2 separate regions of the Homo sapiens genome follow, and region 1 is linked to region 2. The links are chromatin loops, found by intact Hi-C in ENCODE. Cell type or tissue: heart right ventricle. All regions are shown on one strand. Each heading gives the region's core, and the rest is flanking DNA. Links, peaks and the distances in the headings are about the cores only.

Evidence for each region. Peaks named below come from ENCODE experiments on the same cell type or tissue, not always from the same donor. Only the 100,000 strongest peaks of a DNase experiment are listed, where the experiment ranks them.
Region 1: it touches region 2 in a loop (2.5-fold over the local background); 1 of 110 quality-filtered maps calls a loop at or near these places.

The regions. Positions count from the first base shown.
Region 1 is chr1:234,679,792-234,691,372 of GRCh38, forward strand. It overlaps LOC105373209 (a long non-coding RNA gene), which reads left to right. Exons shown (of 3, transcript NR_188651.1): 2 at 1,020-1,134; 3 at 2,901-3,390. LOC105373208 (a long non-coding RNA gene) reads right to left here and starts at 9,339. Exons shown (of 3, transcript XR_949287.4): 1 at 9,013-9,339; 2 at 2,691-2,808. In heart right ventricle, for the core only: no CTCF peak of the experiment used is centred there; a DNase peak (open chromatin) is centred at 4,570; H3K27ac peaks cover 1,795 bases.
Region 2 is chr1:234,881,463-234,893,043 of GRCh38, forward strand. No RefSeq gene overlaps it. Among named protein-coding and RNA genes, the nearest start is that of LINC02971, 70 kb to the right of the region's middle. RefSeq lists a silencer at 616-752 and an enhancer at 1,136-1,205. In heart right ventricle, for the core only: no CTCF peak of the experiment used is centred there; a DNase peak (open chromatin) is centred at 5,789; H3K27ac peaks cover 6,023 bases.

The DNA.
Region 1 (11,581 bases), core at 1,136-9,135, 200 kb before region 2:
TGGCAAAATATTTATAATAAATATGACACTGAAAATTAATATTTTTAACAGGTTAAGCACTTAACGGTTAATAAGGAAAACACTAACATTCCTAGGGAAAATGGGTAAAAGCAAATGGACAATTTGCAAAAAAATACAAATGGCCAACAAACACATGAAAAGATGTTTGAGATGATTAATAACCAAAGAAATGCAAATTAAAACAGCAAAATACCAAAGTTTTTGGTTCGCCTATCACATTTTTCCTTCACTTACTCAACAAATATATTTTTGAGTGGCTATTACATCAGGCATGCCTGGGGATTCCATAGAAAAAGAAATCCGCTATGCCCCCACCCCTCAGGGAGCTTACATTCTGGAGAGGAACATAATAGACAATAAACAAATTATTGGGCACATATTTAGTGTGTCAAGTGATGATAATTACTATGGGGTTGGAAGGGGGAGTGTAAGTTCATGGACTGTAACAAATATACCACTCTGGAGTGTGGGATGTTGACAGTGGGGGAGGCTGTGTGTGTGGGGGGGGCATATGGGAATTCTATACTTTCCCCTCAGTTTTACCATAAACCTAAAACTGTTCTAAAAACAGTCTATTAAGGAAAGAAGCAAGAAAGAAATAGGAAGTGAGCGAGAGAGAGAGAAAAGAAAAAGAAAGAGAGAGGAAGGAAGGAAGGACGGAAGGAGAAAGAGAAGAAAGGAAAAAGGAAAGGAAGGAAGAAGAGAGGGAAGGAAGGAGAAAAAAAGAAGGAAAGATAGGAAGAAAGAAGGAAGGAAAGAGAAAGACAAAAGAGAGAAAAAGAAAGTGAAAGAGGGAGGGAAGGAAGAAAGAAGAAAAAGGAAAGACAGAAAGAAGGAAAGAAAGAAAGGAAAGACAGAAAAAAAAGAAAGAGGAAACAGGCAAGCAGAGTAAGAGAGATAGGGATGTGGGGCTGGCGGTTGGGAGATAGGGATGCGGGGCTGGCGGTTGGGAGACAGGGATGCGGGGCTGGCGGTGATGGTTGCTACTTTTTATGGAGGGTTTTTGAAGGCGTCTCTCATAAGATGGCATTTGAGCAGAGACCTGAGGAAGTGAAAGATGGAGGGCTGAAGCTTCCAGTTAGAGGAACAAGCAAAGACCCCGAGCAGGATCAGGTTTGATGTCTTCAAGTAATATCCAGGATGGGATGAAGCTGCAGGGGAGTGAGCAAGGTGTAGACAGGTAGAAGGTGAGGTTGGAGGAGTGGGTGGACGGGGAGGAATCATCCCACAGGGCCTTGTACGCACTGCAAAAACTTTAGTCTTTTGCTCTAAGAAATTAAGTCCGTTAATTAAAAACAAATGAACAGAAACAATTTTGGCTTTTACTCTGAATGAGAATCCACTTAGGGGTTTTGAGCAGAGGTGAGACATGATCTAACTTACATTGCAAGATGGTCTCTCTGGCTGCTGTGTTGGGAACAGACTGTAGGGGCAAGCGTGGGCACTTGGAGGGCAGGGAGGGGGCCACCACTGTAGTCACCCAGGCAGAGAGGTGGTGACAGACGAGGTGTCAATTGTGGAGGTGCTAAGAAGTGGTCACTTCATCTGTATATACAAAGGAGAGCCAAATAGATTTATAGAGCATAGCAGGGAAGAATCAAGAGTGACTCCAAGGTTTGGGGCAGGGGCATAGGGTAGAACCAATGGATTGTTGGGGATCATCCTACTGGAGACAAAGAATGGTTGGAGTATTGGGGAGTGAGTTAAAAAGAGAAGAGGTAGTGCCTGGAGAACGGGAGGCTTGACGTTGAGATTATGGAGGAGATGCAACTACTGGGAATGATAACACCAAAGGTGGAACCCTGCGAGTAGGTAGCTGTGTGGGGTGGAGTCAGTGGTGGGGTGGAGAGCAACAGCATTGGAGAAGAGGGCAAGGAACTGGGAGTCCAGAGAGGGAACAAGTGAAGACTCAATGTGGGTATTGATGTCACCAAGAATTATGACATGAGTTGTGTTAGAGACAGGGAACGTGAGCCATACACTGAAATCCTTAATAAATGAAGAGAGGTGTCACAGGGAGAAGTAGATGATTGAAGCCAGGAGGGGTAGCCCATGTTCTGCAACAGGAGTTTCAAAGTTAGGGGTATTTAGAGAGGGTGGAGGGAGAATGGTTTGGAAGCATCGATGGGGAAGAGGAAGCATACATCCACCACTCCAGATCAAGTAATTCAAGATATGTGGAGAAAAATGAGCTATGATGTTAAAACGCTGCAGGGAACATGGTGTCATCAGGGGAGAGCCAAGTTCTAATTAGAGCAAGAAGTTGAGAGGAGTGACCAAGTAGGAGGTTGAGGATATAGGGGATTCAGCTGATGACTGACTAGAAGTCTTCAAAAGTGGGGAGGAGTAGACGGTGCATCCAGGTTGGATGTGTTGTGTGGGAATGTGTCTGGGTGAGGTGAGATAATCTGGGAGTTTGTGGTGAAGGGTGAGATGGGAGTGGTTCTGTGGGTCAATAAGGCAGATTGCAGTGATGGATTGTTGGCCAGAGGTTTGGGGTGCTGGGAAGGGGGAGTTATGAGGGCCTTTCCAGAAGCACTCAGATCTCTGCCATTCCTCCTTGCTCCTGCTCATGGATGTGTGGAAGAAACACATGGGGAAACACACGGAGCACTGCCCTGCATCAACCCTGTGGGAGAGGGGTGGACGACGGGGAGGGTCAACCTTACCTGGAGCCTACAGAGCTCTGGGGCTCCTCTTCTCTAGCGGAGGAACCAAGAAACTCGAGCAATGCTGGGAAGGGTTCAGGAAATCCAGCCCTCCCATCCACAACTTGTGGCAGTGTAACTTGGGAGTTTGTTTTTGGAAAAAAAAATTAAAATATTTAATGAGAACCTTAAAATTGTGCTGATCCTTTGTTTTTTTAATTTCTCTTCTAGGAAAGTGTGGTAGAGACATAATCAAAGATTCAGACAAAGATATAACTACAGAATGCACATGACGGTTTTGTTAATACACCAAAAGGAAAAAAATTAAATAACGGACTCTCCCAATAAATTGTGACCATCTATAGTTTGGAATAACATGAAGATTGTTAAAAACTATGTTTACAAGAATGGCAATAACAGAGAAACACTTGCTATATAATTTTCACAATAACAAGGTGAAGAAATATTATATATATATATAATAAAATTCAAATTTTTAAGAGAAATTAAAATGTATAGAAAACATTGGAAAAGGATACACTTAATAATCTTTTTTTCAGCATGGTAGAATTGTGGGTGATTTTTGTTCCCTTTATATTTTTTAATACTTTGTACTTTTTAATGACAAATGTATATACTACCATTTAATGATAAAAATATATTTTTAAAATACTGGATAAGAATTATTCAAATAAATGCCTTATTTAAAAGTTAAATTGCAGACCAAGTGCAGTGGTTCACGCCTGTAATCCCAACACTCTGAGAGGCCAAGGTAGGAGGACTGTTTGAGGCCAGGAGTTTGAGACCACCTTGGGCAACAGAGCAAGACCCTGTCTTTGCTGGGCATGGTAGTATGAGCCTCCAGTCCTGGCTACTCAGGAGGTTGAGGCAGGGGGATTGATTGAGCCCAGGAGGTCAAGGGTGCAGTGAGCTATGATTGTGCCACTTGCACCCCAGCCTGGGCAACAGAGCAAGACCGTCTCTACAAATAAATAAGTAAATAAATAAGATACAATAAAAATTAAATTGCAAATGAAAAGTTACACTCTATCTCATCCTATTGTATACTAGAAATTATAATTTTCCTCCAATTCATTACTTTGATTATTCTACAAAATCAAGACTAAACTGGAATTCAAATCAGAAAGGCTAAGAAGCAAAGAATAACAATGGTGAACTTCAAGATAAATATCCCACATTATTTTCAAGGCAGAGGCCAGTGTTGCCTTCTGCATCTGTTTTGGGAAGAGTGCCCAAAGCCTTCAGAGGAGACAACCTTTTGTGCTGTGTCCCCTACTCCCCCCCCCATTCTTACCCTGAATAGCATTCTTTCCAAAAAAGAATAAAGAATACTCAAGGAAAACTATTAAAATGCTTGGCAAAACTACACAGACAGACACAGAGGCCAATTAAGTATAAATATTTCACACCAGAACTGTCTTTTTGACCCAGCCACTAATATCTACCCGGCCACAGATCTAAATGTTTGGATGAAAACGACAGAGCAGAGGAGGGCTGGTCAGCCAGCTGCAGAGGGGCGCCCCTTCGGAGCGTTCGCATCTGCCTGAAGAATATGTGTAGTACGTTTTCCTAGAAGCATGGAGGGGCATGCGGGTTTGACCATCTTCCTAAACCTGGAGAAGGTCACTGTTTTCCTTCAGGGATTATTCTGTCTCACCGCTTTTGTTTTTTGGTTTCCCTTGATCTAAAACAAAAGGGTCTACTTTCTTCTTTGGATTTTGAAGCTGTGGGTGCCTTTCTTCTCAGTTAATTTTTTTTTTTGTTTTCATCTGTTAAGACTTAGCTAGTTTAGGTTTTGAAAATGAACACACTGACAGCCATTGTGAGAAGATAGCCTGGCCTTTTGGAGGACAAATGCTGTGGGGTGGCGTAACCTTGAGGCTCAAGTCCTGGCACTGGCATTTAGTGTGAGTCATGCTGTATTGCTTCACCTCCTGGGCTTCAGTCTCTCCATCTGTGAATGTAGAATGACAATACCTGCTGTGCTGTAAGGTCACTGTGAAGATTAAATGAGATAATGCTTTGTAACCTGTTGGCCTCTGTGCAGTTTAAAATGATGTTTTTCATTACTTGGCTAAGTGCTGTACACCCACTGCTCTGTAGGCAAAATTCAAACAAAAAGCTTTGTAATGCTCCCACCCATTGAAAACATTACTATGTTAGCCTCTATATACATAAATTATTATAACAATACCTGGAAGGTAGGAAACACACTTTGAATTATATTGTTTCTAAGAGTGAGGATAAGGATTACTTTCATTCATTTATACTTTTTGGGCACCAATAATATGTATTTGTAAGATGAGATGGCCACTTTATAGATTGCATCTTGTATATTAAGAAACAATTAAATCTATTTTAAAAGTACAGCTAAAAACCTCCATTTCCCGAAATAGCGTGGATTAGATTACCTAAAATCTTTCCTACTACAAAACATCTAGAAATGTTAAAAACCTGTAATATTCTTTTAAATTCATTATTTGAATTCCAAGAAAGTAAGAAATATCCCTAGGGAAAAAAATGAAGATGGATCTGAACACCAAAATGTAAGCACAAGCCAATGTTGCAACAGCCTGGGTGGGGAAAGGGGAGTGAGAAAGTATGAAGTTGCCAATCTTATTAGGCAAGAGGATCTGCCTCTCTCAATCTCTATCTCTCTTTTTAAAAAATTAAATTAAAAAATTTCAAGCACTCACATAGAATACTATATGACACCTCCAAATACCTGTCACCTAGATTCATTACCAAAATCTTGCAACATTTTATCTTTATTGTTTGTATTTTTATCTTTGCTGAAGTTTTTACATTGAATCCTAGACATCATGCCATTTCACTTCACATATTCTTATATGCATATCTATTTAAACAGCACAGGAAAAGAGGTATGAGTATAAAATCAAAGAATTCAAACAGAGGCCTTATAATGTTAAACTTGAATTGGAAATATTAGCATGAACTCTCTCTTAAGAGAGAGTTTTATCTCTTAAGAGAAAAGGCCTGGCAAAAATGAAAACTCAGGAGCAAGAGGTCTTTGATGACTTCCTTTTTTCTGACACTGAAAGATGCCCCAGGATCTTCTTGGACATTTCTTGTCCCAAATCTGTAATTATTCATTTTTCCAAGGAAGCCTGGTCTTCTTAGTAAGAAATGACACTTAATGACCAATCCAGGACTGACACAGATCCTAGAATAAGCAAACAAGGACCTTGAAGCAATTACCATAACTGTATTCAATATGTTCAAAAAGTTAAGAAAGACATGGAACATAAATTTTTAAAATTAGACTTCTAGAGATGAAAACTACAATGTGTGAGATGAAAAACACACTGAATGGGATGAGGGGATTAACAGTAGATTTGACATTTTTTAAAAAGATTAATGAACTGGAGGACATAAGCAATAAAAAACATTCAAAATAAAAAATATAGAAAAAATAAGTTTAAAACATGAAAAAAGCATCAGTGAGCTGTGGCACAACTTCAAGTTTTTAATATAATAGGGGATCCTAAAGAAGGGGGGAAATAGAAAAATATCTGATGAATAATGGTCAAAATATTCCCCCCGATTTGATGAAAACTGTAAAACTACAATCCAGAAAGTTCAATGAATCTCAAGCACAAAAATTATGAAGAAAACTACACCAAGATACATCATAATAAAAATACTCAAAGCCAGTGATAAGAGAAAATTTTCAAAGCAGTACATTTATCTACAGAGGAACACATGTAAGGGTGATAGCAGACTTCTCATAGGAAACAATGCAAGTGAAAAGACAATGGTGCAACACCTAAAAAAAGCACTGAGCACTAAGTGAAAGAAAAACTCTGTAAACCTAGTATTGTATACCTAGTAAAATATCTTTCAAAAATAAGGTAAAAATAAAAACTACTTTCAAACATATGAAAGCTGAAAGAATTAATCACCAGCAGACATACACAATTAAACATTTAAGGAAGAAATATCAATTTTACAAAACTCTTAGAAAATTGAAGAGGAAGAAATGTTTTTCAACTTCTTATCTTTTCTTTTTTTTTTTTTGAGACAGTGTCACTCTGTCATCCAGGCTGGAGTCCAGCGGCATGATCTCGGCTCACTGCAACCTCTGCCTCCCAGGTTTACATGATTCTCCTGCCTCAGACTCCCCAGTAGCTGGGATTACAGGCATGTGCCACCACACCTGGCTAATTTTTGTATTTTTATTAGAGACAGGGTTTCACTATGTTGGCCAGGCTGGTCTCAAATTCCTGACCTCAAGCGATCTGCCTGCGTCGACCTCCCAAAGTGCTGGAATTACAAGTGTGAGCCAATGTGCCCAGTCGTCTTGTTTTTCAACTTCTTATGAGACAAGCATTACTGATACCAAAACCAGGAAAAGATGAAAAAAAAATCTACATATTAATATCCCTCAGGAGCAAAGGTGCAAAATTTCTAACCAAATTTTAGCAAATCAAATCTAACAATATGTAAAAAAGATAATATATGAGTTTCATATGGAGTTTATTCCAGGAAAGGAGGGTTGGTTTCATGTTGGAAAATTAATGTCATTTGTCATATTAATTAAAAATGAAAACCATATTATCATCTTGATATAAACAGGAAAAAATACGGTAAAATCAAACATCTATTCCTGATTATTCCAACATCTCAACAAACTATAAATAGAGGAAAATGTTCCCAATCCGACACAAATCATCTAAGAAAAATCTACAACTAACATCATACTTAACAGAAACAAGTCAGGAATGTTGGCTCTTACCACTTCTATTAAACATTTTGCTAGAAATCCTTGCCAGTGCAACCAGGGGAGAAAAAGAAATAAAAGGAATCCAGATTTTAAGGAAAGAAGTAAAACTGTCTTTATTCTTCATGACATGATTATCCATGTGGAAAATAGGATGGATTCTACAAAAAGGCTACTGTAATGATATAAGATCAATATACAATAATCAATTGTACTTCCATAAACTATCAACAAACAGAAATTTAAATTTCAAACAATTTAAATTGCATCAACAATATGAAGTCCTTGTCTGACAAAAGATGTGCAAGCTGTAAACACTGAAAACTATAAAACATTGTGAGAGAATTTTTTAAAGACCTGAATAATGGAGAGATGTACTATGCTCATGGGTCAGAAAATTCAATATTGTGATGTCGTTTTTCCTCAGATTGATCTATAGATTCAATATCCTTCCAACCAAAACCTGAGGGGGTTCTTTTGTGGAAATTGACAAGTTGATTCTAGGCTCTATATGGAAATGCAAAGAACCTAGAATAGCCAAAACAACTTTGAGTGAGAAGAACAAAATGGTAAGACTAATGCTACCTAATTTCAAGACTTACTATAAAGCTACAATAATCAACACAGTGTATTTGTGACATAAAGATAGATTAACAGCCCTGAAATAGATACACACATACTTAGACTACTGACTGTCAACTAAGGTTGATCCACTTTAAGTTAATTTTTCATATATTTTAAAAATTGCAAATATTTTTTGCAAGGCAATTTGGTAGTGAAAGGATAGTGTTTTCAACAAATGGTGTTGGAACAATTGGATATACATATGCAAATAAAAGGAGCTTTGATTCCTATTTTATGCTATATAAAAAATTAAAGTGGATCATATACCTAAATGTAAAACCTAAAACTACAAATATTCTAGAAGAAAATATAGGAAAAGAAATCTCTGTAACTTTGGTTTAGGCAAAGATTTCTTAGATACAGCACCAAAAACACAATTTATAAAAGAAAAACAAATTGATAAACTGAACTTCATCAAAATTAGAAATTCTCTGCTCTTCATAAGAGACTGTTAAGGAAGTAAAAAGGTAAGCCTCAGATTGGAAGAAAATATTTGCAAAGCATATACTGGATAAAGAACTCTCAAAACTCAATAATTTTTAAAAACCCACACAATGTAAAAATAGACAAAAGATTGGGACACTTTTCCAAAGAAGACATACAGATGGGAAATAAGCACATGAAAAAATGTCTAGTAACATTGGTTATTAGGGAAATGCAAATTACAATGGCCCTCCTTTATCTAGGGGGGAATATGCTCTGAGACCTCCAATGGATGCCTGAAACAGCAGATAGTACCAAACCCTATGTATACTGTGATTTCCCTATACATACACACCTATGATAAAGTTTAATTTATAAATTAGGCACAGTAAGAGATTACCAACAACTAATAATAAAATATTATATAATAAAATATTATTATAATAAAAATAATTATAACAATATACTATAATAAAAGTTATGTGAATGTGGTCTTTCTTTCTTTCTCAAAATATCTTTTTGTACTGTACTCACCTATGTTCTGGCCCATGGTTGACTGTGGGTAACTGAAACTGCAGAAAGTGAATCAGCATGCTGGGTGCGGTGGCTCATGCCTGTAATCCCAGCACTTTGGGAGGCCAAGGTGGGCGGATCACCTGAGGTTAGGAGTTCAAGACCAGCCTGCCTAACAGCCTGTCTACTAAAAATACAAAAATTGGCAGGGTGTGGTGGCACGTGTCTGTAAGCCTAGCTACTTCGGAGGCTGAGGCAGAAGAATTGCTTGAACCCAGGAGGACAGGTTGCGGTGAGCCGAGATCACGCCATTGCACTCCAGACTGGGCGACAAGAACGAGACTCCATCTCAAAACAAACAAACAACAAAAAAGTGAAACAGCAGAGAAAGGGAGACTGCTGTAAAACCACGATTAAGTACATGTACACAGTGTCACAGTTCTTTTTGTGCTGCCATAACAAAATACAGAAGACTGGGTAATTTATCAAAGAACAAAAATGTATTTCTCATAGTTTCTGGAGGCTGCAAGGTCCCAGATCAAGATGCTGGCAGGTTCCTTTGTCTATTGAGGACTGCCCTCTGCTTCCCAGATGGCGCCCAGTTGTGGCGTCCTCTGGAGGGGAGGAACACTGTGTCCTCACATGGTGAAAGGTGAAAGGGCAAGGGAGTCAAAAGCTGCACGAAATCTCTTAATCCCATTCATGAGTGAGGAGTCCTCAGGACCTAACCACCTCTTAAAGGTCCTATCTCTTGATACTATCACATTGGCCATTAAATGTCAACACCTGAATTTTGGAGGGGACACATTCAAACCATAATATACTCCTATTAAAATGGATAAAATTATAAGGTCTGACCATACTAAATATTGGAGAGAATGGGGAAGAATTGAAATTCTCATGCTCAGGAGAAATGTGCAATAGCACTTCTATGGAAAGCACATTTGCAGTTTTTTTTGAAAAGTTAAGTATATACCCTACTATCTGATGTAGCCTTTCCACTAGTAGGTATTTATCCCATAGAAATAAAATCTATGTCTGCACAAAGATTTATATAAAAATGTTCTTAGCAGCTTTATTTGTAGTAACCCCAAACTGGAAACGACCCAAATGTTCATCGATGGCTAAACAATTGTGACATAGTCATACAATAGCATACCACTTGACAATTAAAGGTATTGATACAGACAACATGTTGAATCTCAAAATAATTATGCTGAGTAAAAGCAGTCAGACACAAAGAGTACATACTAAATAATGCCATTTGTATGAATTTCTCAAAAATTCCAACATAAAGTAAATCAGAGGTCGCCTGGGGATATAGTATGGAGGAGGAGCAGGAGGTTAAAAAAGGCACAAGGACATTTTAGATTACAATAGATATGTTTGCTACATTGATTATGCTTTTGTGACTGTACAGTATCACCAAACTTTACAAAGTGTGCCATTTAAACATATGCAGTTTATTGAATATAAGCTGTTTAAGGATCCTAAAGAGAGAGAGAAAAGAGAATAATGATGGCAATTAATTCAACCTCATCAAATATATAAAAATTTATGGGCTGGGCGCAGTGGCTCATGCCTGTAATCCCAGCACTTTGGGAGGCTGAGGTGGGCAGGTCACGAGGTCAAGAGATCGAGACCATCCTGGCCAATATGGTGAAACCCTGTCTCTACTAAAACTACAAAAATCAGCTGGGCGTGGTGGTGTGCACCTGTAGTCCCAGCTACTTGGGAGGCTGAGGCAGGAGAATTGCTTGAACCCAGGATGCGGAAGTTGCAGTGAGCAGAGATCACACCACTGCACTCTAGCCTGGTGACAGAGCAAGACTCTGTCTCAAAAAAAAAAAAAAGTATATAATGATGAGAAAAACATATTGGTCTCCACTAGAAATCATTACTGGTAACTTTTATCACTATTCTGAAAATTGATATGGAAGAAGGAATGTCAAGTCTTGATAGTGATTTTGTTTGTTTTGTAAGTTACATTTTGAAGAATCCCAGCTAATGTGTATAGAAGGAACCACAGAATTAGAAAATCATTTTGCAAACCTTGATAAATCCGGGCAGTGATTATCCAAAGATACTGAAACCACTAGGTAAAAAGTAGATGGTGACTTCTTTTGTAATGATGGAATAAGGTCAGACACCACCTGGACCCCTTGACCAATCTCAGAATTACTAAAGAGACAACCACACATGATGTGCCTCCCTCCTAAATGTGGTGCAGTAGGAAGTAGACAGAATGACCTATGAAGTATTCTTTCAAAAAAATGGAACCTAAATCTGTATTTCATCATTTGATTTAGGGACATAGAGGAATCAGTTAAGCAACTAAATCTTAGGACACTCGTCTTAACTCACAAGACACTGATGCTGCTATATTAATTTATATTGCTTAGACCTGCTCGGATGTTTTTAAATAAATGGAATATTCATGTATTTTCTTTTGGGGAAAGCTTCTTTGTGCCTTTTCTGGAAACTGGGTATGTATAAAAGTCTCAGGCTTCAGAATGTTACTCAGTGAGTATTAAACCAGGGAACAGAGAGTGGGTGTTCGTGAGAGTATTTGACCTTGGATGCAACAGAG
Region 2 (11,581 bases), core at 1,122-9,121:
TCTGCTTCTGAATTCAACCTGTTGCACTATCATGTAGGCTCTAGAAAATTCCAGTGTATGCTTGTGACAAAGTAAGGGTAAAATGATGCCTTAGTCTTGTTCTGAAAGTAGTGTCGACTTAACTGACCCTCCTGAAAGGGTCTCAAGGACCCTTGAAACTTCTGGCCCACACACTGAAAACCACCACTGTACTTTGAATTCTTTTTTTTTTTTTTTTTTTTTGAGACGGAGTCTCGCTCTGTCACCCAGGCTGGAGTGCAGTGGTGCGATCTCAGCTCACTGACACCTCCGCCTCCCAGGTTCAAGCAATTCTCCTGCCTCAGCCTCCTGAGTAGCTGGGATTACAGGCGTACACCACCATGCCTGGCTAATTTTTGTATTTTTAGTAGGGACAGGGCTACCAGGCATTCTTTTAGAAACTCACAGCGCATATCAGCCAGGCGCAGACTCTGAGAAGTCCTGCATGAAGGGATCATCTATAAGGTCTAATTGAATGTTTCCCAGAGTTATTGAGTGGAACATGCTTGTTAATTGACATACCCTATGACATCATGTGGAACGGCTTTCCAGTGCTAACCGTATGAAAATCTCACTAATCTGCCAGCCTCCCACCCTCAGGCAGGGTAACCCTAGAGCCACTCAGGAAACACATTTTGCATTTCACTACACTAAATCTTGCCTTGTCAAGCCGTCAACCCTCAGCGTTTCTTCCAGGGAAGCCGCGCAGCTCAGTGGAAAGACCACAGACTCAAGGCTTGAAATCTGCATCCACCACTTAACTAATTGTGTGACAACAGGAAAGACACTGAAATGCCCTTAGTCCTTCTCATCTGTAAAATGAGAGTAACACCTAATAGTGAAAGTTCCATAATCACTTTTTGTATCATCAGTCTAGACAGAGACCTGATCTCTACTATGTAACCAAACCACACACTTCATGCATTTCAAATCACGGGGTCTCTCTTGGCTCCTGTTGTTCTTGATCATGTTTTGTCACAATTTTGTTCATTTGCTTCATGTTGTTCTTCTGTCTGAGATGCACTCCCCATCTTTCTGCCTGGAAAACTTCTATGCATCCTTCAAAACCCTGATCAAAGTCCAACTCCTTTAGGAAGCCTTTTCTGACACCCCTGTCGCATTTCTTAGCCTTCAGCCCTCAGCACAGACCTCCTCAAACCTCAGAGGCAGTGCCTTCCTCGTGGTCACTTCACTGTCTGTCCCAAGTCTCTCTCTCCCCACCTCAGGCCCTGAGCTCCTCAAAGTCACTCTGCCTCCTTCTGCTCCATGCATACACAAGGTAAACCTCGAACAGCACTCATTCAGTAGAGGTTATCATTTCCTGTGAGACTAAGCCCACCAAGAAATCCTTTAGCCTTTCCTTGAGCACTAGTTGTTCTGCATCCTCCCTCCCCATCCGCAGGTGCAGGCAGGTCTTGATCTGACAGAGGTTCAGAGGCTGACCGTGCAGCCCCTCTCAGCTCTGCCCATCTGAACGCTGTCCTCAGGCCTGTCTGGCCTACATTCTCAAACTAGGAACAGAGGTGCATGGCAGGCAGGGGTCTGATGAGATGACAGCCAGGGGACATCAATCACCAGGGCCTAGCAGCGGTGGCACCCTGGGTGCTCTTCCTCAGGAACCGCTGCAGGAACTCTCAGTTCTGCCCAACATCATTTACCAAGGGCCTGTCTGGGACAACCGCCACCAATGGGTGCCTGTCCCACGCACATCTCACCACTAGCAAAACCCAGGGCTGAGGGCTGTGCAAGGGTCAGATTATCTAGAGGACTTACTGCTGCCCTTCAGAGCAGCCATGAGGCTGGACTTACCAATTCTCTTGTAGAGAAGGCTTTGTGGTCCTGGCTCTCTCCATGGGCTTTGCACAGTTGTTCCTACTAAGTTTTTTCCACAGCAGGCTGTGGACATCACAGGGAGGCAGCCATGTTTTTTGGGAGCTCAAGGGTCATTGTGCCTGGGGTCTAAGTGCTGAGCAGAACAGTGAGGAAAGACAGAACATACAGGAGGGCACCAGAGGTGCTTAGATCATGTGGGGAAGAACATCCGGAGGTTAAAATAACTTTTCTTACTCCCTATGTCATCTTTGTGGGTTCTAATGCAACTTCAGGATCTGTTTGCCTTTAAATTCCTTACTGGACAAAGTCAAGTGGACAGGAGTAATTTGGAATTCTTATGTTCTTTCTGACCAGGTACATATGATTGATTATTAAGTATTTCAGAGAGAGTGCAAAGGATCATCCTCAAGGGTTGCCCCAGTTAAATGTGAACAGAATCAAAAGTCATAGCTTCCACCCCATACAATGTTAAGGCATCACTCTGTCATTCATTCCTCCATCCAGTATTTACTGAGCACCTAGTATGTGCTCTGTACTAGGTTCTGAGAGCACAGTGGTGAGGAGGACCCACATGCCTCCTATCCTTCATAGGAGGAGAAAGGCACAAACCAGAAAACCCCCCCAACACACACACACATACACATATATTAACAAGGGAATGAGTGCTTTAAAGTTCAGGAATTATAAACACAAAGAAATGTGGTTATAGACATGGTTCATGGAAGGCTGGAGGGCTGTGGACTTTTCTCCAGAGGAGTAATATTTCAGCTGCATCAAGCAAGATGTGACAGTGGCAGGTGAAGGGGACCCGGAGCAGGTGGGAGGAGAAGCCCTCCTGGCAGAGGGGTCAGGTGTGAAGGCCCCGAGAAAGGGTGGCAAGGGCTTGGCACATGGAGGGATTGAAGAAAGGTGAGGTAGCAGGAGCGTGGCATGCAAACGCCAGCGGCACAAACTGCGCTGGGGAGGAGAGCAAGGGCTGAAGGTGCAGAGCCTTGGACACCATCCTAAGGAGTGTGATTTTTTTTTTTTTTTGGTCCCTCAGTGCAATAGGAAGCCCTAGATGGGGCTCAGCAGAAAGTGACACATTCTGAGTTATATTTTAGGAAGTCACTTGGGCAGGAGGTGCAAGGGTAGAATCAGAGAGACCCATCAGGAGGGCACAGGTGCTGGTGGCCTGAATGAAGGGACTGGCAGAGAAACTGCTGTGATCTGGAGAATGCTGGATATGTGGCTCCAGGGCCCCAGAGGGAAGACCTCATACTCACCTCCACTTGGCACATGCAGAGGAGAGGGGAGCCTCTGGTGCCATACTCAGAAAGGCAGATGCTGGCAAAAGAAATCAAAGAAGAATGCCTCTCTGGACGCATGGACCTCTGAGTCCTGCCATACCTGGGCTTTGTCCAAGACTGAGGGAGCAAGCTGGACTGGGCAGGAGCAGGAGCAGGACAAGTCAGGGCCTTCCCCTCCTTCCATACAGCCAGCCATGGTCCTGAGGCAACCAGGGACCAGCACTTACACAGACCCTGCCTGGAGGTTCTGGTTTCCCCAGCCCAAGAAGCCAAGGTCATTCATGCCTTTGCTGACCTGTGGCCTCCCCATGGCCCTGTCCTAGTGCCCCAAGGCACTAGCCTCCAGCTTCCCAGGCCACATGTCCCAGGCTCCTTCATGCCCCACTGCAGTCTGTACCTGGCCCCCAGGGGCACCCATGCCTGCAGAGACTGCCCAAGTGGTGGATTATCAGCCTGGCTCTTCCCTCCTGCACCCTCAGCCCTGCAACAGAGGAGAGCTCTTCCCTAACCCTTGGCTGCAGGTTGGTTGTATAATTTGCAGTGGGCACAGGTATGTGGTTAGAGGGCCAGTGTGTCTGCTGCAAGCATAGGCCTGACAAGCCTTGCATGTTTCCACTGCTCTTTTGTATCTCTGCCATCATCAAAAGAAGAGTCTCCTGCCTGGGACCCAGGGTGAACCACCATGGAGTAAAATCAGCCCCGCCAACCCCTGAAGACCTACAGCCTGAACCTGCAGATCCACAAAACAAATGTCTATGACTGTCTGCTCCTGAGATTTTTGTAGTTCTTCATTGCTGACATACCTCTCTCCTTGCCTGCCATGTCTTTGAGATGGTGAGATGTCCGAGGGCCAGAACCACACTTATTTTTTAACTTGTTTCCCAAAAGCCTAGCACAGAGCAATTATTTAATAAACATCTCTCAAATGTAGAAAGGAATGCACAGGTGCACCACAAAACTATCTGAGTAACTGGATCAGCCTTCCGGGGATCCCCTGGCCCAAGGGTGATCATGGGAAGGACTGAAGACTACCGAGCAGGCCCCACGAGGACAGACACGCAGGCCCAGGGTTGGGCCAGCCCTCAAAATAGGCAAGTGAGCCAGGCAACAGCCCTGGGATTGTATTTCACTATCCCTCGACTGAGCTGGTGTCCTCAGCTCCCCTTTCATGTTTCAGAGACCAACAGCCCTTCTTACAGGCAATCCCCTGACAACCAGCTGGCTATTCTCTGCCCCAAACTGTACACGCCCTCTGAGGCCCGGGCTCTGGGGGAGGGACTCCAGATGCACATGCCAGTCTGGTGGGGTGGCAGCTATTCCAAGAGGGTCGCATAGGTCAAAAGCAAAAGGAGACCAGAAAACCAGGCCACGCCCTGCCAAGAAACAGAGGGAGGCTGGACATCCCAGCCCACCCAGACTCAGCATCTTCAGGTAGAGCAGAGAGGATGTCAGCACTCCTCAGGAGGCTGACGGCTCCCCAGCTAGGGTCTCCCATGGCCCAGGGGTCTATGGTGCAGAACATGGAACCTCTGAAAGGGGCAGGCTAAGTGGGACATAGGTGGGAAGGTGGAGCCTGCAGATGGCCAGCCATCCTCACCAGCTTCCTGGCTCAGGGGACCCAAGGCCACACATCCAGGGAGTGCAGGGAGCCCTCGGCTAAGGTCAGCAGCCAGCCCCAGCTCAGGGTGGGTGGGCACCGACTGGATGAGGGATAGCAGGGGCTCCTTCTTCCTTCCTGTGTCTTCTTGGATGTCTTTTTAGAGAAATACATCAGGAGATCAAAGGCCCTGCGTGTCCCTGGCCCCACGGCAGCCTGGGGGTCCCCAGGGAGCCGCAGGGGTTTTCTCTCCTGAGTTGCCTGGTGCCCTGGGCCTCTGCAGGGAGAGCACCATGTTCTGAAATTCAAGTGGACCTTGGCAATGAGGCAGTCTTGACTGAGATAGCCCCACTATTTTTGGAAACTAGATTAAAGGGAAGGCTTATAAATTACCTCTCTATCCATTGAAGGACAACTCCAGATCTTTTAAAGGAGGTTGCGAAACAAACCTTGACAGTTTCCTCCTGGTCTGGGACTCATATCTTTTTTAAGCAAATGAACAGCACCTTGTCTAAATCAGGATCCATAAAGACGCAGTTGGCTGCTGTTAGGAATTAGTCAGGTGGTTTTGTGCAATATACTTGCCCAGTCACGCTGGGACCCAGCGTGCCCCAAACACTGTCTTCTTAGCAAACGTAGAAAGCGGTTGCACTCAGCTGACCACCTTACACAGACCCGACTGAGAAACACATACACGATTCCACACTGGAAATAGGAACAGGTCCCTTTGCATTCAGTCTTGCCATAAAGGCGACATCTACCCATAGCCCTCGCCCCTCTGCAGAAATGCATTTAGCTGTCAGCATCCGTGGGCATCCAGTTCTACCCACTCACCAAGAACCTTGAGGTCATGCTGAACTCAGAAAAATATTTTCCCTTTTATTTTGGTTGGGTTTTGAGGCTGAGGTTCAGAAGCAGGGAACCAAATGACATAACGAAAGAGTAAGATCCAAGCTCATTTCCCAGGAGCCCTCAGTCCACATGGCAGATGTTCCAGGGATTAAGTCATCCACAGAAGAGTTATGAGAAAGGATATCACCCACTTTAAGAGCGGTACAATCCGTCCCACGGGGGCAAGCGTGGTAAGTGGAAATGAAGAGAGGGTTGACATTTCGATTTAAAGCTCCAGTAACTTGCAGGTAATGTTTCAAGGGTGTCTGGTGCACAGGAAACAAAGAGAGATGACTGAGGATGGAGATTAACCCCTTAGCCTCCACCACTCTTTTGGCCTTGACCTTCTCGGTTACAAAGAATGGCAGAAGGCACTACCAAAAAAGTGGGAGAGCGGTGTTTCCATGTCCTGTGGCCAAAGGCTGGGCTCCGTAACAAATAACTTACATGCAAGAACATCTTGCATGATGTATCTGTTCTTCATGTCTTCCATGTAATGAAACAAATACGCATTGAGCATTTAATCTGATCAAAAATAAGTATTGAGTTCCCATGTGAGGCTTAGTCCAGGTCATCAAAGGCTTATGAGTGGGACAAGGTACACCCAGTTAAACTAAGTGCAGAGTAATCAGAGGCAGCAAACCGGAAGAGCAAAGGGAAATTAGAGACAAACTGTCCAGGGGCTCTTGCCCAGGTGGCTCAGCCTCTTGCCTTCAGTTTGTTCATTTCTCAATTAAGAAATCAAAATTGGGGTGGGCATGGTGGCTCATGCCTGTAATCCCAGTACTTTGGGAAGCCGAGGCGGGCAGATCATTTGAAGCCAGAATTCAGGACCAGCCTGGGCAGCATTGCAAGACCTCGCCTATACAAAAAATAAAAATTACCCAGGTATGGCAGCATGCAGCTATAGTCCCAGCTACTCAGGAGGCTAAGCTGGGAGGAACACTTGAGCCCAGGAGTTCAAGGCTGCAGTGAGCCATGATTGCACTACTGCACTTTAGCCTGGGCAACAGGGGAAGACCTTGGCTCTAAAACAAACCAGAAATCTAAGTCACATCTAGCCATAGACTACCATGGTTCTAAATACCCCAAGTTAGCTGGTAGTAATAAAAGCTTACGTGCACAGGTTATGACGCCCCTGGCACACTTATGGCCTCCTGGGAAGCCCAAGAGGTGGTGCTGCAGAGGGTCAGCTCCAGGTCAGAGTCTTGGGAGGATTTCCTAGAAAGGATCAGTGGGTTTAAGATGGCAAAGAAGGAGGAAGGCATATGATATGGTTTGGCTGTGTCCCCACCCAAATCTTGAATTGTAGCTCCCATAATTCCCAAGTGTTGTGGGAGGGACCCAGTGGGAGGTAACTGAATCACGAGGGCAGCGCTTTCCCGTGCTGTTCTCCGGATAGTGAATAAGTCTCATGAGATCTGATGGTTTTATAAAGGGGAATTTCCCTGCACAAGCTCCCTCTTACCTGCCGCCATGTAAGATGTGCCTTTCTCCTCCTTTGCCTTCCACCATGATTGTGAGGCCTCCCCAGCCATGTGGACCTTTGAGTCCATAAACATCTTTATAAATTACCCAATCTCAGGTATGTCTTTATTAGCAGTCTGAGAACAGACTAATACAGCATACTAGTCAAAAAGCACCCCTGGGTGGCACAGGGGTGAGAAGAAGGGGATATGCTGGGGAGAAAAGAACTGAAGGAGGGGAGGGAAGATACCTAAGAAGAGGAACTACAAGAACTCTCTAAAAGTCCTAGGCTCTGACCAAACCAGGCAACACAAACCAGAATAAGTCACTACCTAGCGGGCCCTTAAGCACACCCAAGTTTACCCAACTCTGCCGAAGATGAATTGGAACAATGCCTTTTCCTTGGGCCTTATTTCATCTGATGCTCATGACAATGTGGCAAGGTGAAGCAGGGATTATTCACCCATCTTACAGATGGGCATCCCTGACCCATGGCAACCAGGGGCTGGCCCACAGTTGGCAGCTGATGGTAACATGGCCCTTATACCACCTGCTTCCCACCACATGACCCCAGAGCCCCATTTTGAACTGAATCCAAAAATATAGATTTCTCTGAGTCTTCGTATTCTCTGAAACTACTGAACCAAGACATCAAAATACTCTCCAAACAAAACTGTCCTTTCATCCATTTCTGAGACCTTCTATAGAGAAGACCACCAGATAGCCCTTTGCCTGTGGGTAGGGGCAAGCACCTGAGGTCAGCTGGAAAAAAAAAAAAAATCAATCCAAGGAGGTCATCCCTCCACCAGTCTAGAATTCCCGCTGTTTAAATGTCTTTTTTCTAACCCAGGGTATAAAATAAATTAGGAGTGCAGGAATGTTAAACTTCAAGGCGGAATTTAATATATATATATATCCACACACCTACAGCTGAAACTTTTTGCTTGAGAATTACATACACACGGTGGATGTATCGATGAACCTGCACAGGGAAGACTCAGAATCAGGCTGTGGATCAAAAGGGACATTGAAGAGCATCTCATCCAAATGACCCCTGCATTTTGGGAAGGAGAAAGCTGAGGCTCAGGAAAGTCAAATGACTCCTCCAAGGTCACAGAGCTGCCAGCCAGTGAATCTGTCACCTGCCTATTCCAAACTCCAGACCACGCCCTCCCCTTGTGGGGGGTGAGAAGAGTCGACTCTTTTGGCTCTGTGGCACTTCCTCTGAGGACAACAGGCGCACACACTCATCAGGAGAGTCATTGCTCCCGTCAGCATCCTGAACAGTGAAATGCCTCGGGCTGCGGCACAGCAGAAGGGCTGCTGGTGTATTCACACCATTGGGCAGGACAAGCAAGGATTGGAGGGATGTGGTGAGAAGAGGGCAGAGGAGAGGTGGCCCATGCAGGAGGCTCCCCATGAAAGGAATGGAGATGGGTGTGAGCAAAGGCACACCGGCCAGAGGAGGCTCAATATGATCAGAGCTATTCCATTGGAATAGACAGAATTGGCTGAGCACAAATGCAGGGCTGCTGTATGATTCCATTCCTGCAGCTCTCAAGAAGAGGTAAAACTAATGCAAGGTGATCAAGGTCAGAACAGTGACAGGCTTAGGATGGGCAGGGTGCTGTTCCTGGGAAAGCATGGAGAGACTTTCTTTCTTTTTTTTTTCTTTCTGAGACAGAGTCTTGCTCTGTCACCTAGGCTGGAGTGCAGTGGCGCAATCGCGGCTCACTGCAACCTCTGCCTCCCAGGTTCAAGCAATTCTCCTGCCTCAGCCTCCTGAGTAGCTGGGATTACAGGTGCGTGCCACCACACCTGGCCAATTTTTGTATTTTTAGTAGAGACGGGGTTTCACCATGTTGGTCAGTCTGGTCTTGAACTCCTGAACTCATGATCCACCCTCCCAGTCTCCCAAAGACCGGCCTCAGGCTGGTCTCGAACTCCTGACCTCATGTTCCACCCACCTCAGTCATGTGCTGGGATTACAGGCGTGAGCCACCGCACCCAGCCTGCATGGAGAGACTTTCTGGGGTGATGGAAATGTTCTCTACCTGGATCTGGGAAGTGATTGCACAGGTGGATGCAAATGTGAAAAGTTATTGAACTGTACATTTCAGATCTGCACATTTAATTGCATGAGTTATGCCTCAAAAAAATCTGGTGGGAAAAAAATCAAGAATGGATCAAATAGGCTACGTGAGGAGGTAATGACTCCTCTGCTCCTAGAAGCATTCAGACCTAGGCTCTGTGACTGTTCAGTGTGGCCACAATTTGAGCATCAGGGGATGGGGCTGCAGGCTGCCCTGCTTTCAAGGGACCTCAGTAGTTCTGGGAATCCAAGGGCTGGCAAGGAAGCCACATCCTCATACAGCTCCTGCTGACATCTGCCCAGGCTGGGTCTGTCCCTGTGGTTTCCTGGGGGCCGTAAGCGCTGCCACTGTCCTGCATAGAGGGCTTCCTCCGTGCCCTCCTCCAGTCACACACACACCATAGAGCCAGGCAGTGCCTCCAGACCCACTCCTATATCTTGCCCAGTCTCTTGCCTGACCCTTCCCTAGACCCACGATGTGCCCCAAGACTCCTCTCAGTCTTGCAGACCTTCCCTTGCTCGTGGCCCTCCTTTGCCCAGGAGAGGGATGGTGCTTCCCAGCTCTGGACCCCATAGCCCAGGCCAGCCCAGACTTGCCCAAACTCAGTGCCTGGTAGCCCCCTTCCCTTACACATCCTGGGCTCCCAAGCCCCCAAGCCTCAACTAAAGCTCAGTCCCTGTGTTTGAAGGCCCTGTGTGTCTGAGATGAGCCCCGAGCTGGGCTGGCCTGACACCTTCCCACAGGAGTCCCCATGTGTGTCCTGACAGGAGCTCACACACCCAGTCCCATATCTGCAGGACAAAATTCTCTCGACAGCCTAAGGCCCCTCGTGTAGACATGCTTACTTAAACATGGCATTGTATGTCACTCACCCATCTCATTTCTGCATCAGAACCAGTTGGTTCAATGTCCTTGTCCCAAAACAGAAAGCTATAAATTCCTTCGTTCAATTTGATGACATAAGTAAACATGGATTCAAAGAGTTTAGCTCCAAGGTTGCTCAGTGTGAGGAATTGACTGTGACTAAGGATTTATCCATCATGAAGCTGAAGGACTCTCAAAGAACAAACATGGCAACAGCAATAAATCAGGAATTACAGAAATAACAGCAGACACATAAGTCCTTCCAGGAGGCTGCCTCCAAGAACTGGGTAAGACAAGACCCCAGGACTCCTGTTCTGAGCACCTCCCAGCAGGCACACCCAAGTCAATCTGCTCTGTCAGTCCTCACCTGAAGAGGCAGACTTAAATTCCCACTCATCAAATGGGAAGACTGAGATCACACAGGCTAGCGTGTGGCTGATCTGGGGTGCCAGAGAAAAAAATCAATCGCACCTGCCCAAAAAGTTTTCAGGATGCTGCTGGAGAGACAACCAAGAGCAGCTAACAGTGCGCTTAACACTTACTGAATGGCTATTTTGGCTAGGCAGTTTTCTATGGCTCTTTGTAAGTATCATCCTACACTGTGTGTATTAATACATTCAATGCTCACAGCAACCTTCTCAGAATAATACTATTATTGCCTGGCATTTTAAATCCAAAAAAATCAGGCCCCTGAGAGGTTATGCAAGCACACGGTCATATAGCTGATAAAAAAAATGCTTTTTTTTTTTTTTTTACTTATTTGTTGTTTCTTGCCAGTGTCTACCACTAGAATGAGGGGAAAGGTTGATAGCTGTTTCTTCAGTGCCCAGCTGAGTGCATAGCACATTGCAGATGTTCAATAAATATCTGCTGAATGAATGTCTGACTGGGCCAGGACTTGAACCCAGTAGTCTGGTTCAGAACTAAGCTCATAAACAGTCAAATAACAGTGCAAAGTCAAATATTGATCCAGGAAAATAATGCAAGTGTTGTCACAAGGTATTGAGAATAAATTTCAGTTAGGTATAAGGAAGACCAGGAGGGCTATGATACCAGGGTGGGTTGGTAAGGAAGATCTGAAATCTTCTTATCTAGAACTTGTTAGAACTAATCAAGGTCAAAGTGACCTCTTCATACCCCTCCCTACATAGAGGACACAAAAAACCCTGTCAGGGAAGAGCAAAAGGGGTTAAAGTATTAGCCAGCCAGGGTTCCTACAGGGCGCAAGGAGCCCTAGTTTTCTAAGTTCCCCACGGCAGATGGCTTACTCCATTACTCTGACTCCTGCTCCCTGGGCTGCTGACTTAAACCCTCTCAAGTGTGAAGGGACATCCCATGGCCCACCCCTAAACTGTGCATCAGTTCCTCTGCCTGGATCCCTTAAAGAAAGTCATCCCTTTGGCCGCAACCCCACCCCAGAGCTGGGAAATTCCAGGTGAGAAGCCTTGAGCTCTCCGGCTCCAAGATCTAGGAGAAGCTTGGGCAGGACTTCCCTTCCCTCATCTGCAAGGCCCAGGAGATGCCTGAAA